Linked DNA regions of Homo sapiens: region 1 is linked to region 2. Evidence: chromatin loops called from intact Hi-C (ENCODE). Cell type or tissue: ascending aorta. All regions are shown on one strand. Each heading gives the region's core, and the rest is flanking DNA. Links, peaks and the distances in the headings are about the cores only.

The links. A loop is a pair of places that touch in the nucleus more often than their neighbours do. Peaks named below come from ENCODE experiments on the same cell type or tissue, not always from the same donor. Only the 100,000 strongest peaks of a DNase experiment are listed, where the experiment ranks them.
Region 1: it touches region 2 in a loop (2.4-fold over the local background); 3 of 110 quality-filtered maps call a loop at or near these places.

The regions. Positions count from the first base shown.
Region 1 is chr12:127,673,846-127,680,574 of GRCh38, forward strand. No RefSeq gene overlaps it. Among named protein-coding and RNA genes, the nearest start is that of LINC02411, 41 kb to the left of the region's middle. In ascending aorta, for the core only: a CTCF peak has its summit at 3,905 (motif pointing left); a DNase peak (open chromatin) is centred at 3,906; H3K27ac peaks cover 434 bases.
Region 2 is chr12:127,452,089-127,458,817 of GRCh38, forward strand. No RefSeq gene overlaps it. Among named protein-coding and RNA genes, the nearest start is that of LINC02375, 120 kb to the left of the region's middle. In ascending aorta, for the core only: a CTCF peak has its summit at 3,561; no DNase peak of the experiment used is centred there; H3K4me3 peaks cover 1,515 bases; H3K27ac peaks cover 905 bases.

The DNA of each region.
Region 1 (6,729 bases), core at 885-5,884, 220 kb after region 2:
TATTTGCTCCAACTCATACTGGCCACCAAATTAATTCTCCATGTAGTAGACATCTTTTGGGTTTCTTCCTTGTTATTTCATTGCATAAATAATTAGATATTACGCAAATAGAAAGAATGAGTGTGAAAAGATTGAGACATGCCATTTCTTTGAAAACCAAGTGAAAGGCACGTCTATCGGTGCTGGGTGTATTCTATCCCGATTCCCTGATTCCTTTCCTCACCTTCCCACTGGGGCATGGGCTCTTACTTGGAGTTGAGTTCTGAATCTCCCTCATCTCTGTGTTTTTGTGTCTCCTGAGCAGGGATGAGCACACACGTTTCCAAGTGCTCAATGGGTGCTGTTTAGTTGGAGGGACCTGGATATATCCACTCCCCGGGTGAGCCTCCCGCTTTTGTAATTTTGTGCCAGATTCTCTGTAGCTTCCTGTGAAGCAGACTGATAGAATGCCCTTGCTTCTAGAGAATTTAGGACAAAAATGTGCCTCGGAGAATCGTGGGCTCTGTTTCATTAATATACAGAAGGGGACAAAGGAGGCTGCCTCCAGTATTTCATCATCTGGTTCCATCTACCGATCCAGGGTATGCCTGAAATTATGGACAAAATACTAGGTTTTTGTGAGTAAAATCTTAGTAATCTGAATAGGGTGAAATCCGTAGGAAATTGTCTTCTCTCTCGTTTGAGGACCCGTGAGCGTTTACTGTGGCTTGCTGGTATTTGAACAGACTTTCTCTCCCAGGGAACCCACCTGTGAAGGAGAGGTACCCCCTGCTTCTGAGGGACACAGCCCTACACGGGAGACGCAGACAAGGAGGTGAGCTTTCTTCCAGCTCCAACCCACGTGGTGTCTGTGGAGGTCTTGTTTCTCCCCACTGCCCGTCAAACAGGCTCCGGCCGGGACTGGGTTTTACTCACTCCGCATAAAGTCTTTATTGTGTCCACAGCTTTCTGTTCCTTTGTATTCACATTTTAAAAATCTCATTTCTGGCCGGGCGCGGTGGCTCACGCCTGTAATCCCAGCACTTTGGGAGGCAGAGGCGGGCGGATCACGAGGTCAGGAGATCGAGACCATCCTGGCTAACACGGTGAAACCCCGTCTCTACTGAAAATACAAAAATTTAGCCGGGCGTGGCGGCGGGCGCCTGTAGTCCCAGCTACTCGGGAGGCTGAGGCGGGAGAATGGCGTGAACCCGGGAGGCGGAGCTTGCAGTGAGCCGAGATCGCGGCCCTGCACTCCAGCCTGGGCGACAGGGCGAGACTCCGTCTCAAAAAACATGAAAAAGAAAAATCTCATTTCTAATACCTGGTGCAAAATAGGAAAACAAATCTGGCTGATGAATCTTCAATCATCTTCCACCTCTGCCTTGGCCTCCTGCGGAAGTCCAGACAAGAGAGGGAGGCAGTCTGCTTCCCGCAAACGTCTCCGCCTTGCTGTGTTCCTTCCAGCCTTTCTCATTTGTTACTTTCTGTTTCCACCTTTACAGAGTCGGTCCTGGGAGGAGGGGGGGAATTAGGGCAAAAGGCAGAGTTCTACAGGGCTGGGCAGGTGTAGAATCTGCCCTGGGGCATAGATGCTCAGTTATTGGTGCTTTCTTTCATGGGGTTTGGTGGTCTCCTCAGATCCTCCCAACCAGAGTCCGTCAGCCCAGCTCCCACGGTGTGGACCCTGTTTCTCTGCCCGCTCACTCTTTCCCTAAGCACCCAGGCTCCTCCCAGCCAGCCCCCCACAGACTCTATCTGTTGGATTCTCCTTCTTCCCCAGGAATTTATTCCCTGTAGAATCCTCGGTTGAGTCGTCCTGGGCTGGCCTGCTCTCACGAGGTTCACATTTGGTTCTCAGAACCCAGTGCTGTGGCCTCCACCATGGCACATGTGCAGATCGCCCCCAATGCAGCCACCTCTCCCTCCACCCTCCCGCCAGGGGAGCAGCCTCAAACACTGTTAAGTTTTTCCAAATAAGCGTTCAAGGCCCATCCTTGCTTTTCACGAACTCCACTTCGCACATATCAAAGTCTCTGAGTGGTTGTCTTAAAATCCTTCTCTCTTGACCTGGGGTGAGGATGAGGTCCTCTCCATGCCTCCCTACGAGGCACAGGGAAATAGAAACATCAGTGACAACCTGACATAAGGAAGTCCTCTCCCTTGCCCTCTCCAATCTCAAAGCCTCTCTTGGAATCTATGCGGGTGATGATGAACACTGCAGCTTTCTTCTCTCAGTCTCTTGGCATGTCTGGGAGAGATGGTCTGGTGCAGGGCTTGGCACACTTTTCTGTAAAGGACTAGGTAGCAAATATTGCAGACGTTGCAGGCCAGATGGTCTCTGTCACCATGACTCAACTCTGCCAAAGCAGCTGTGAACACCGTCACAGAGCCACAGCCCAGGACTGGAGGAAGGTGAGCGACGGTTAGGAAAGAACTGGAAAACCCGTCTTCCTTTACTGGACCAAAAAAGTGATAGATGGTGAAATAATGGTTTTATAAATAATGCAATTATTTTGGGTAATCACACAGTATGTACATTCTATACAGTATCATTTTGGCAAATACTGAATAGTATTGGGTTTAATACTATTATTATTGATTATACTATTATTTTGATTATATTGGATCAAAAAATATAAATATTTAAAATGTCTAAGACATTTAAGACAGTTTCTATCACTTATGCTGGCATTTCTCATAGATAGATATAGACATAGACATAGACATAGAGCTAGACATAGGGATCCATGTAGATACAGATCTAGGTATAGATGGATATAAATAGAGGTATGAGGGAGAGACACATACAGCCATATAATGGCTGTGTCTTGTTAAAGACTGCTTGCTTCTGTTCCCTTCAAGTTCATATGTTGAAACCCTAACCCTCATGTTAAGGTGTTCACCAAAATGTAATTGCATGAGACTTATGCCACCATCCAATGGGATGGTACTAGGAGGTGGAATCTTTGGGAGGTGACAGATCTAGATGATGTCCTAAGAACGGAGCCCCGTGATTGGATTTGTGTCCTAACAGTAAGAAGGGAAAAAACTGGAGCTTGCTTTCTCCTGCATGTGAGGATCCAGGAAGCAGGTCCCGGACATAGATCCAGGGAGTAGATCCGGGCCGTCTACAAGCCAAGAAGCCAGCCGCACAGGACGAGGCCCAGGAAACAGTCAGCAGGTCTCTACTCACTGACCCTGAAGCCTCATTGAACTAGAGACCCTGCGTTTCCAGGGTAGGTTAAATTAGACCTCCTGTATCCTTATGGCTGTCAAGGTCAGAAACAATTGCTGGGAACCTGCCACGGACACAGCTCCCAGTGACCCTCACCCTTGACAAAGACCCCAACCCATGTTTGCACTGACTCTTGTGCTATCTGTCAATTGCAAACTCCATTTTAGTTAAAGAGAGGCCTGTCTCTGCCTTGGCAATGTCCTCCACCATTTCCAAATAAATTACTGAGCATAGCAGCCCGTACTTTTGGTAAGCATTTAGCAGGATGCAAGGAGAGATGCTTGAACAATTAGCTATTAAGTTGTAGTGTTGCTTTTATGTGTTTAAAAAGGATAGTCTTTCCTAGGTTTGAATATGCGAAAATATCTGGCAAAAGATGAAAAAGCATTTTAAGACTTTACTGTCGTTTGATTCAGATAATGCCAAGATAAAGCATTTTTCCGTCTCTCAATTACTGAAAAACAGTTGTTTCTCCAAAAGAAATATCCTAGCAGTCCACATTGTTTTCTAAAGAGGGATATTAGCTTTATTTTCAGATGTTTTTCAAAGGAAATGCTTCTAACATTCTCTGAGGATTCAATGAATGTTTTCCTCTGAGCAGATATGACAGCCAAATAGTTTAGCTATTTACGCCTAAATTCAAAGACGTGCAGTGCCCTCTTGTGGACGCTATTGCAATCTCCACCAGCACTGAAGGCATCCCTGGCGTTACTGCAGGCCCAGTGGGTGGCTGGGAGACCTCCTGCAGCTGCTAGGAAGGGTCAGAGCCTGTTACAATCCTTTAACCCCAAAGATGCACGCGCGCGCACACACACAGACCACACACACACACACAACTTAGAGTACAAAAAGTCAAATACTCACAGTTCCTAATTCACTTTCCTACAAGAACTAAAGTCAGGTTGTGCACGAAAATACTACTTATTGCATGAGAGTTACACCTCCAGAAGTCAAAGACCTACAATGAATATCTTTTTGCTGAATTAAGCAAGGTAAATTCCACTCGCAACTTTCTGTGACTCCAAGACTCTTCTTAGCTATTTCTGTGAACTCTGCTCATTTCTCTGTAATAGCTTTAATTCTTTGATCATATTGAAACGATTGCTGGCAATGCACTGTCACTGGAGAAGAGTAAATGAAGTCAGGATTATCAAAACCAGTAATTAGAGGCAAATTCATTTTTATGTGCTTGGCAAACCTTGCCATTTGATAGAATTAAGTATCTTGTCACATGTGAAATCAATAATTATAAATGATGGATTATTTGCAAGAAAGCAGAAAAAAAGTAGCTTCTAGGCCTGCTTCCAAAGTTAGAATAAATGTATAAATGAGTTAATATTGACCAATTATATATGAAGTCTGATAAATGTTTCAGCACTGCTGGAGGCAGAGAATTTATTAGACTAAGTAATGTAAAATATAATGAAATAGATTAAGTATTTTTTTAATGAAATAATGGTACCCATTAGATCTGATGACTCTAATCTTAATGCAAATTAGCCTGGTTATAGACATTCTTGCCCTGAATTGTAGATGGTGTGTTTAAATTCTCATGCTGAGAACCACCTCAAATCCCCAATTAAAAGAGCTACTAATTATGATAAACTAGACTTAGGAGAGTGGTTACGTCTGAGTGGAGAGGGACAGTTTGGGAAGTTTGGGAAGAGTATCCAGCTGGCTTCAATGGTATTTGTATTTTCTTCTTAAAATCAGCATTGATGTGTTAGTCTAGGTCTTTAGAGAACAGAAAGCAAGTTGGGATTAGACATGCAGGAGTTGTATTAGGAGAAACACTCTTGAGAGAAAATAGGCAGGGAGTCAGGGGAGATGGGAAGAGCCATCCAACCACAAAGCAGGTCCAGTTGTCTGGGAAGGAAAGAGGGGTGGCATGGTGGGCAGGAGAGTCTCAGACAGCTGTGGAGTTTGAAATATTTAGAAAAGTCAGCATGGAAGCCCCAAACCAAAGTCTCCGTCAAAGAAGGCCCAGTCTCTTGGGGTAGTGTGCCTTAGGGAGCCCGTGGGGCATCATGGCTGGGGTCACCCCTGGGAGGTGTGGTCTCAGCACAAACCTAGTGGTGAGGTCCAGAGGGCAGCAGCCTGGGTCACTGGTCCATTGTCGCACTCGGACATCCGAGTCTCCTCTCGCAGACACCACAACCCACCCTCTCCACCTTGCAGCCCTTTGCTTCCCATACATCTTGGGAGCATCTTCTCTGCAGTCCCCACAGGGCCTTCCTTCACGAGAGGAAGCTTAGAAGAGGGACATTTGTGGCAGGAATTATAGCCCCAATAACTGTAGTTGATCTCAGAGCTGCAACTGCATCCTCTCCCTCCTGCACAATCCATTCTGAATCCTGTCACTCTCAGCTATCTCTTGGGCAGGCCTTGGTGTCTCACTGCAGTCTGAGCAGAACCTTTAGGCTGGGGTTGCTGCCTTTGCCCACTCACTGTAACAGTGGGGTGGGGGAGCATCAGGAGGCATCCATGCAGGTCACACGAGCTCCACGTCCACGCCTTCCTGCCCCTGCATAAATGCAGCCCTATGTCACCTCCTGGTAGGTGTCACTAATCAGTAGACACTCTTGCCAATACAGGAGACCCTCTCCTTTCCTGCTGATCCCTGGTGAATTCAGTGGAGTTATAAAAGGGACCACCACAGCCCCCTTTAGACCTTTAATGAATCCATTTATTTTTGCTTTCTCCTGCTTCTCCAACATGAGATTTTTTTTTTAATTTGTTATCTTACCTAGGTAGGTAGTTTCAGAGGTTTCCACTGTGACTTCCTCACTATAAAAATTCTTACCACACAGGACACAGACCCAATATGGAGGTTCCTCCAAACACCAATTGTACCAAATTCAACTGATACTTGGGGACTTCAGAAGTGACCACTGAAGTACATCAAAACATTTTATGCCAAAATATATTTTTTGACATATTTAGAAACGGCCCTGCAAAGCCGTCTTTTGTGGGGGAAATTTGCCTCTGTAGAGAATCTTCAGTAACGCAGCCAGGCCTCCCTTTCCAGGCCTTTCCTGGATCTAACAGAGATTCTAAGAGAGAGTCTGACACCTTTAAAAGTCTGGAAAGAGGCAGCTGCCATCTATTCTGCCTGTGGGATGCTACCTGAGAGGCTTCATTCACATGATAAGGCCACCTTTGCCAGCCAAGACTCTTCCTTTCTCTCTCCTATGACCTGTCTTGCCACTAAAACGTGTTTTTGGCTGTGCTCTGAGCATGCATTCTCTCTGTAACCTCAGGATGGTGTATAAGCTTCTATACCTCACCAGCGGGTTAAGCCTTCATTCTGAAGACCACCGTGTATACATGTTAAATAAATATGCCTTTTCTCCTATTAATCAATCTGCCTCATGTCAGTCATTTCTCAACAGACCTTTAGGGGACCCAGGGCCTTGGCCCACACATCACTTAGTTGGGTCTACACATACAGTGAGCTGACTGTGAGCCAAACTTCATCCAGGGATCCATTTATTACCTGGCACCCACAGGAG
Region 2 (6,729 bases), core at 631-5,630:
AAGTCCCCTTTGCCATGCTGGTTAACATGTTCCCTGGTTCTAGTGATTAGAATGTGGACATCTTTGGGGTTCTTTATTATGTCTAATACAACATGCAAAAATCATCGGTGTCTTTCCTTCTTCTGTAACTAGCCATGTAGTTAAATATTCATAAATAATGCCATGTCTTAAATGCCTGTCTGTTCCTCCAGGAGAGACATCTAAAAGGCAGAATAATATTAAAAATTAAGAGCTGTGTCATACTTCACATGACATGCATTTGAATTGCATTAATTCTTATCATAAATTCAAAATTCAATTTCTAATGAGCTCAACAGCACTAGACTTTAGAAAGCTGAGTGTTATCTCTTCTGTATGCTTGCAGACCAATGGCAAAGGTTTTGATATTTGGGAAATCTGATTATTTCTTTGCCTGATGGTTCATTGTTGGACTGGGTGCAACAATTTTTACTTCTGTGATCTCTCAGGTTTTTTTTTCCATTTTCCATAAATTTGCTAAGCATCACCATTTTCTTATCTTCCTCGTTTCCACCATTAAAACCTTCCCATCACTGAAGCTTTGAATGAAAAATTACTTTCAAAAATAATCTTTTTTTCATCATTTCAATAGTATTTATTATGTGTCTGATATGTGCCATGAACGTGCCAGATTCTGGGGATGTAACAGTAAGCAAGATAATGTCCTTGCCCTTCATTGCGTAGGATGGTCAGGGGAGACCTCACTGTGACGGTCACATCTGAACTAAAGGGAAGATGATAAGAACAGCATTCCTGAAACACAGAACAACAAGTGCAAAGGCCATGAGACAGAATTGAGCTTGGCTTGTTTAAGGAATGGAAATATAACCAGAGTCAATAAAGAGCACTAGGTGGGAGGAGATATGGCCACCCTTCTCTTCTCTAGACTCTGACAGCTTCCAGTCTGTGCCCTTGTCTGAAATGTATCCCAGGTATGTGTGCAGGTCCCTGACCTCCTTTATTACATGTACCTCACCCAGTGCTTACTTATAATAATCACCCAGAAACTACTTATTCAAGTATGACTACTCCATTGAAATGAGAAGTATATTACTCTGATATTTAGTAATCAACTTACCAGAAATCCTAGACAATCTTCAGGAAGCCAAGTAGGTAAGTGAGTATAATGAAATCTGAGTCCTGAAGTGTATCAGTTTATATATTATAGATACACCAAATCCCTGGTGCATTATATTATAATAACAAATATTCTCTCCCCAAATTGCAGTGGGTTAAAGCAAATGAAAAAAGTGTTTTCATTTTGTTTTTTTTCCTTTTACTGCCTTATGTTCATTGTTGGCATACAGAGGGCCTCTGCTCCACAACGTCACTCAGGGACATAGTGATGGAGCAGCCACTATCTTCAACATGTGAAAAAGAAAAAAAAGACATCGATGTGTGTTTAATAATTACTCAGTAGTGGTATAGAATGGGGAGGTGTGAGGAGGGAAGGCAGAAGGGAATGGTGCTTGTCCCACCCACTCCCTCACTCCTAATATCAGCCAGGCTGCTATAGCTTTGTTTATCAGTCGATGAAATTCTAGTCCAGGGCCTTCATTTGCCTCTGCAGCTGAGAGCGCACTCTTCTCAGCTAAGAGGAATGACAGGGAAGTGGAGTGAGAGTTGGAATTTATGAGCTTTTAAAGAGGACAGAGAGCAAAAGTTGGAGGACACATTTTGGGGGAAAATTTTTATTTGTATTCCCTGATTAGAGGAGTGGAGGGTGAAGCAGTCTCTGGTTCATCAGCCAGAAATAATAAGACATGTTACCATTCTCAGTCAACTCAGAAATCAAACACAGTTAAAGTGCATTTATTCTCTGGTCACATTGGGGCTTCACAAAATAGAAGAAAACACCCCTGTCACTTTAGGAGGCTACAACCCAGTGAGAGTTTATTTTATGACTGTTTCTTAAAGCCAGGTTTACACTAGCCAAATGAAATGAAGAACTGGGCAATTATGAATATAGTTCATTTCCAGAGACAAAATAATTCTATGAAGTTGCTGCAGTCCGGCCTATCAGAACCAACAATTCTGTTATTTTTTAGCTTGGCCAGTTTTCCCAGGGGTGTTTCCCCACTGTGGTAATTGAAGCTGGCTGAGAAAACCAGTGGGCTGCCGGCAGAGCCTGAATCTCCAGCCCCAGGGAGCTGGGAGCTCTCTCTAGCTGGGGAGAGCTCTTCAGATTGACTTCCAACCCCCTTAGGCTCGGTTCATGTTTCTCTAGTGTCTCCAGGCTTGTGGGGGGTTGGGGGGTGGGGGTGAATGATGGATTTATAATTTTTTCTGGATCGTTCTCTATTGTTTCTTTTTGTTTGATCTTTTTTTGTGTGTGTTTTAATGCACCGGGGCTCAGGTCGTCCTCTGGAGTTCTCTGGTAAGGAGGAATGTTGGTGACAAATAGGAAAGTCAGGCTTCCTTTCTGATGTTGGCCAGAGACAGTGAGGGTGGGAGCAGGACCTGCCTGGGCCATGTGGGCAGGATGGGAAGAGGTGGGGGCACTGCCAGGCACTGCTGGCTTGGAGAAGGGGTTGCAGCTGGACTCTGAGACTTTCCTTGTGAGGTTTCTGATTTCCCAAGAGTTGGCTTTTGATCTGCGGCATTCTGGAAAGAGGATCAGAATCCCGCCCTCAGGAGGCCCAGACCCCCCTAGGGCCCAAGAGACCCCTGCATCAGTAACCTGAACAGGTGCCACTGGAAGGACAGAAGAGAAGACAGAGCTTTAAAAATCAGTGGGAAAGGACGAGGGGGCGGGGCAGAGGAGTCCAGGACCCCTCTGCCTGCTTCTGCACAGAAAGGACTACAAGGGCAGGGATAAGTCTGGGGCACCCGTGTTTGATTTCCTGAGTCCCCCTAGACTTGCACACAAGTGCATTGAGGAAAGAAATCAAACAGCGCAGGAAAAGCATGGATTGAAAAATAAAATGTTCCTCTATCCCTATGTGCCATTCCTTTCCCTTTCCCGAGGTCATCACTGTTAAGTTTCTGGTGTGGCATATGTATCTCTCCCCGCTTTTTGTGCATCTTGTTACCGCGCCCCACCCCCACCCCATGTACAAATGTCACTATAGATCTTTCTGTGCTAAGCCACATGGGCCCCTTAACCTCCCACGTATCTCTCCCCACTTTTTTGCATCTGGGGACGGCGCCCCCCACCTCAGCCCCATGTGCAAATAGATCTTTCTATACTAAGCTGCATGGGCCTCTTTACCTCAGGTGTTCCCAGCAATCAAGACCAGAGCAGGGTGTGTCCCACATAGGCTGGGGGTTGGAGAGTGCTGCCCCCCCCCCGCCCCGCAGGGCCTCGGGAGGGTGAAGGGGCCGACTGGGTCTCTGCTCCCTGGGAATCTGGCCGGAATTCCACAGGGCTGCAGGGCCCGCCGCCCAGCGCCAAGAAAGCGGGTGGCCACATCGAAGTTTCTCAACGGGAGGAGCGGATTCGTCTGGAGACGCCGCCTTCTCCCCGCGCCTCTTCTTCCAGCACTGCCACACGGGTCCTGGAAGGATCCTGCACCCTCTGCTCAGTCCCCGCTCAGTCTCTGCTCCGGGCTGGGGGCTTTCTCCACCTGCCCGGGCGGGGGCGCCAGAGGGGAAGAGGGGGGACTGCAGGGAAAGGGGCGGGTTCGGGGGGACTGTGCGGGGCAGGAGGTGGTGGAGCCGGCGGTTGGCATCGCTGGAGGCAGAGGGGACCAGGAGCGGGAGAAGCCGGGGCCGGAAAGGCGAGGCGGGGCTGGGGCTGGGGCGGCTGCGGGGCGCGGGGGAGATGCCGAGGGGCTGGGCTGGGGCAGGGTCTGCAGGTGCGGCGGGCGGATCAGCGGCACCCGCTGCAGACGCGGTCGGCGAAACGTCGTCCCGGCCCCAGCTCGAGCAGCGGCTCCGGGTGGACCTCGCAGGGATGCGGAGCGGCCGGATCCTGCCGACTCGACTGCTCGGGGCCGCCCCAGGGTGTGGGCGGCCGGCAGGGACCGCGGGTGAGCGGTGGGCAGGTCTCAGGACTCTCTCCGGACGTGCGGTCCGGGGCCGCGCCGGGTGCTGGGCGCGCTACCCAGCCAAGGTGAGGCAGGAGCGGCGTCTGCGGTGCTGGCGCTCGGCTTTTGGGAAGCTCCCCCACTCCGCCCCCCACCGCGGTCTCTGGGGGTCCAGGCGGAGGGAGCTGACCCTGGAGTTTGGAGATCTAGAGGGGGCGCAGGTGCACCTGGAGCGCCGGTGCAGGGCTCCTCCGCTCCGATGGGCGGGTCCCGCTGGGAGTGGCGGCGCCTTTGGGGCCAGCTGGGGGCTCCAGCCTCTCCAAGGTGTTGTCTGAGAGCGGATAAGAGGGTGTGGGTAAGAGAAAGGTTCTGAGGATCCACGGTGTCCCACTTCCTATCCCTATGTCAGCCAAACTGTGGTACTAGAACGAGGGACAGCCCGGTGTCTGGTTCATTTTGGCTCCAACCGTTGAGTACCTCCCTGCCTCAGCTCAGATCACCTGTGCGAATAGAAAATGGCAGTAACCTTTGCGTAGCATCCCTATAGCCATTCCCCACCAGACACAGGTGCCTGTCAGGGTCTCAGAGTGGGGAATCACATCCTGTTTTCCTGGAACCCTTTCCACCTGAGAGCTCTTCAAGCCGAGCCATGAACACGTGCGACTGAACATTGCTGAGAGAAACGGAAAAGTTGCTTTTGCTTTCCTAGATGCCTCACGCACAGCCTCTAGTTCCCTGGAAACCCATGGCCTTTGAAGCTGATGGCTCCCAACTAGACCCAGATTTTCACAAACATGCCCTCTATGGTTTAGAAAGAGTGTCCTATTTCTCCCTGGAGCTCCAAGTATACAAACATGATTTGAGAGGGGGGAATTGATAAGGGTCAGGATAATTTCCCTTTCCTGTAATTTTTTTTTTTTTTTTTTTTTTGTGACTGAGTCTGGCTCTGTCACCCAGGCTGGAGTGCCAGATCTCAGTGGCGAGATCTTGGCTCAGTGCAACCTTTGACTCTAGGGTTCAAGCGATTCTTCCATCTCAGCCTGCTGAGTAGCTGGGAATACAGGCACGTGCCACCATGCCTGGCAATTTTTTTTTTTTTTTTTGTATTTTTAGTAGAGATGGGGTTTCAACAAGTTGGCCAGGCTGGTTTCAAACTCCTGACCTTAAGTGATCCGCCTGCCTCGGGCTCCCAAAGTGTTCGGATTACGGGCCTGAGCCACCAAACCCGGCCTCTTTCCCGTGTGTGTGTGTGTGTGTGTGTGTGTGTGTGTGTGTGTGTATAGAGAGAGAGAGAGATGGAGTCTTGTTCTGCTGTCCAGACTATAGTGCAGTGGCAGGATCTTGGCTCACTGCAACATCCACCTCCCAGGTTCAAGCAATTCTCTGCCTCAGCCTCCTGAGTAGCTGGGATTACAGGCTCCCACCATTATGCCTGGCTAATTTTTGTATTTTTGGTAGAGATGGGGTTTCACCATGTTGGCCTGGCTGGTCTCAAACTCCTGACCTCAAGAGATCCGCCCACCTTGGCCTCTCAAAGTGCTGGAATGACAGGCCTGAACCACTGTGCCCGGCCTCTTTTCTGTAATTTTTAAAAAGGTAAAATGCATCTTTAGGAGCAAGGTTCAGACTAAAGCTTGGTGAGTGAATAGTGAGTGACCTGGAGCTATTTTGAGTGAGTTTCTCTGAAGGTTTCCTTGAGAAGGCTGACTTTGGAGCAGAGGCTTGAATGAAGAGAGGAAGGAGAGATGTGAACAGTTAGGAGAAGCTGTCCAGGCAGGAGACGGCAAGTGAAACTGGAATAAGCTTTGTGTGTGGGAGAAACAACAAGATGGCCAGGTGGCTGAAGCAGAGGGAGAGAAGTTGGAAGTGATCGGGGCAGACCCACGTGGGCCCTGGCAGGACATGTGTGGCTGATGCTGAAATTACCCCACCTCAGTATCCATTCTCCCCTCCCTTCGTCAGCATAGAAATCTTCGTTTTTAGCTTGACAGAATAATGACTATATTTTCCAGCTTTTTTTTTTACTCCTCATAAGGCAGGTATCCCTGTGATTAACACTTGATATGGCTGAGAGTGGTGCCTGTAATTTCCTTGATTTTTTTTTTTTAACTTTTTAGATTCAGGAGGGACACATGCAGGTTTGTAATATGGGTGTGTCGTGTGATGCTGAGGTTTAGGGTATGACTGGCCCATCGCCCCGGTAATGAGCACAGCAGCCAATAGATAGTTTTTGGACCCTTGTTCACTTCCCACCCTCCCCGTCTCGTAGTCACCAGTGTCTGTTGTTCCCGTCTTTAAGTCCATGTGCACCCAATGTTTAGCTCCCACTTAGAAGTGAGACCGTGCAGCATTTGTTTTGAAATGTTCTTAATGGAAGGAAACATGCCCCTCCTACATCCTGGTGGCTAGAATGTGGGTGTCATGACTGGATTACCAGCATTTATTTGGGGCCACACAATGAGCTTAGGAATGGAAGTTTGGCACAGTGAAGCAACAAGAGAAGGGGATCTGGGTCTCTGGAACTAGACTTGGGCTGATTGCCTCTAGGCTACAGTGGCATGAGAGAGAAATGAAACTCCTCTCTTGTTTAAGACCCTGCATTTTTGGAACCTTCTGTGACTCACAGCTCAGTCTAATCCTGTTTGATATACTGAGGTAAGAACTTTAAATTTTATTCTAATCCCAAGGAAATATTTGGAGAATTTTATGCCAGGGAGGGACGTAACGTGCTCACTAAAGGCTC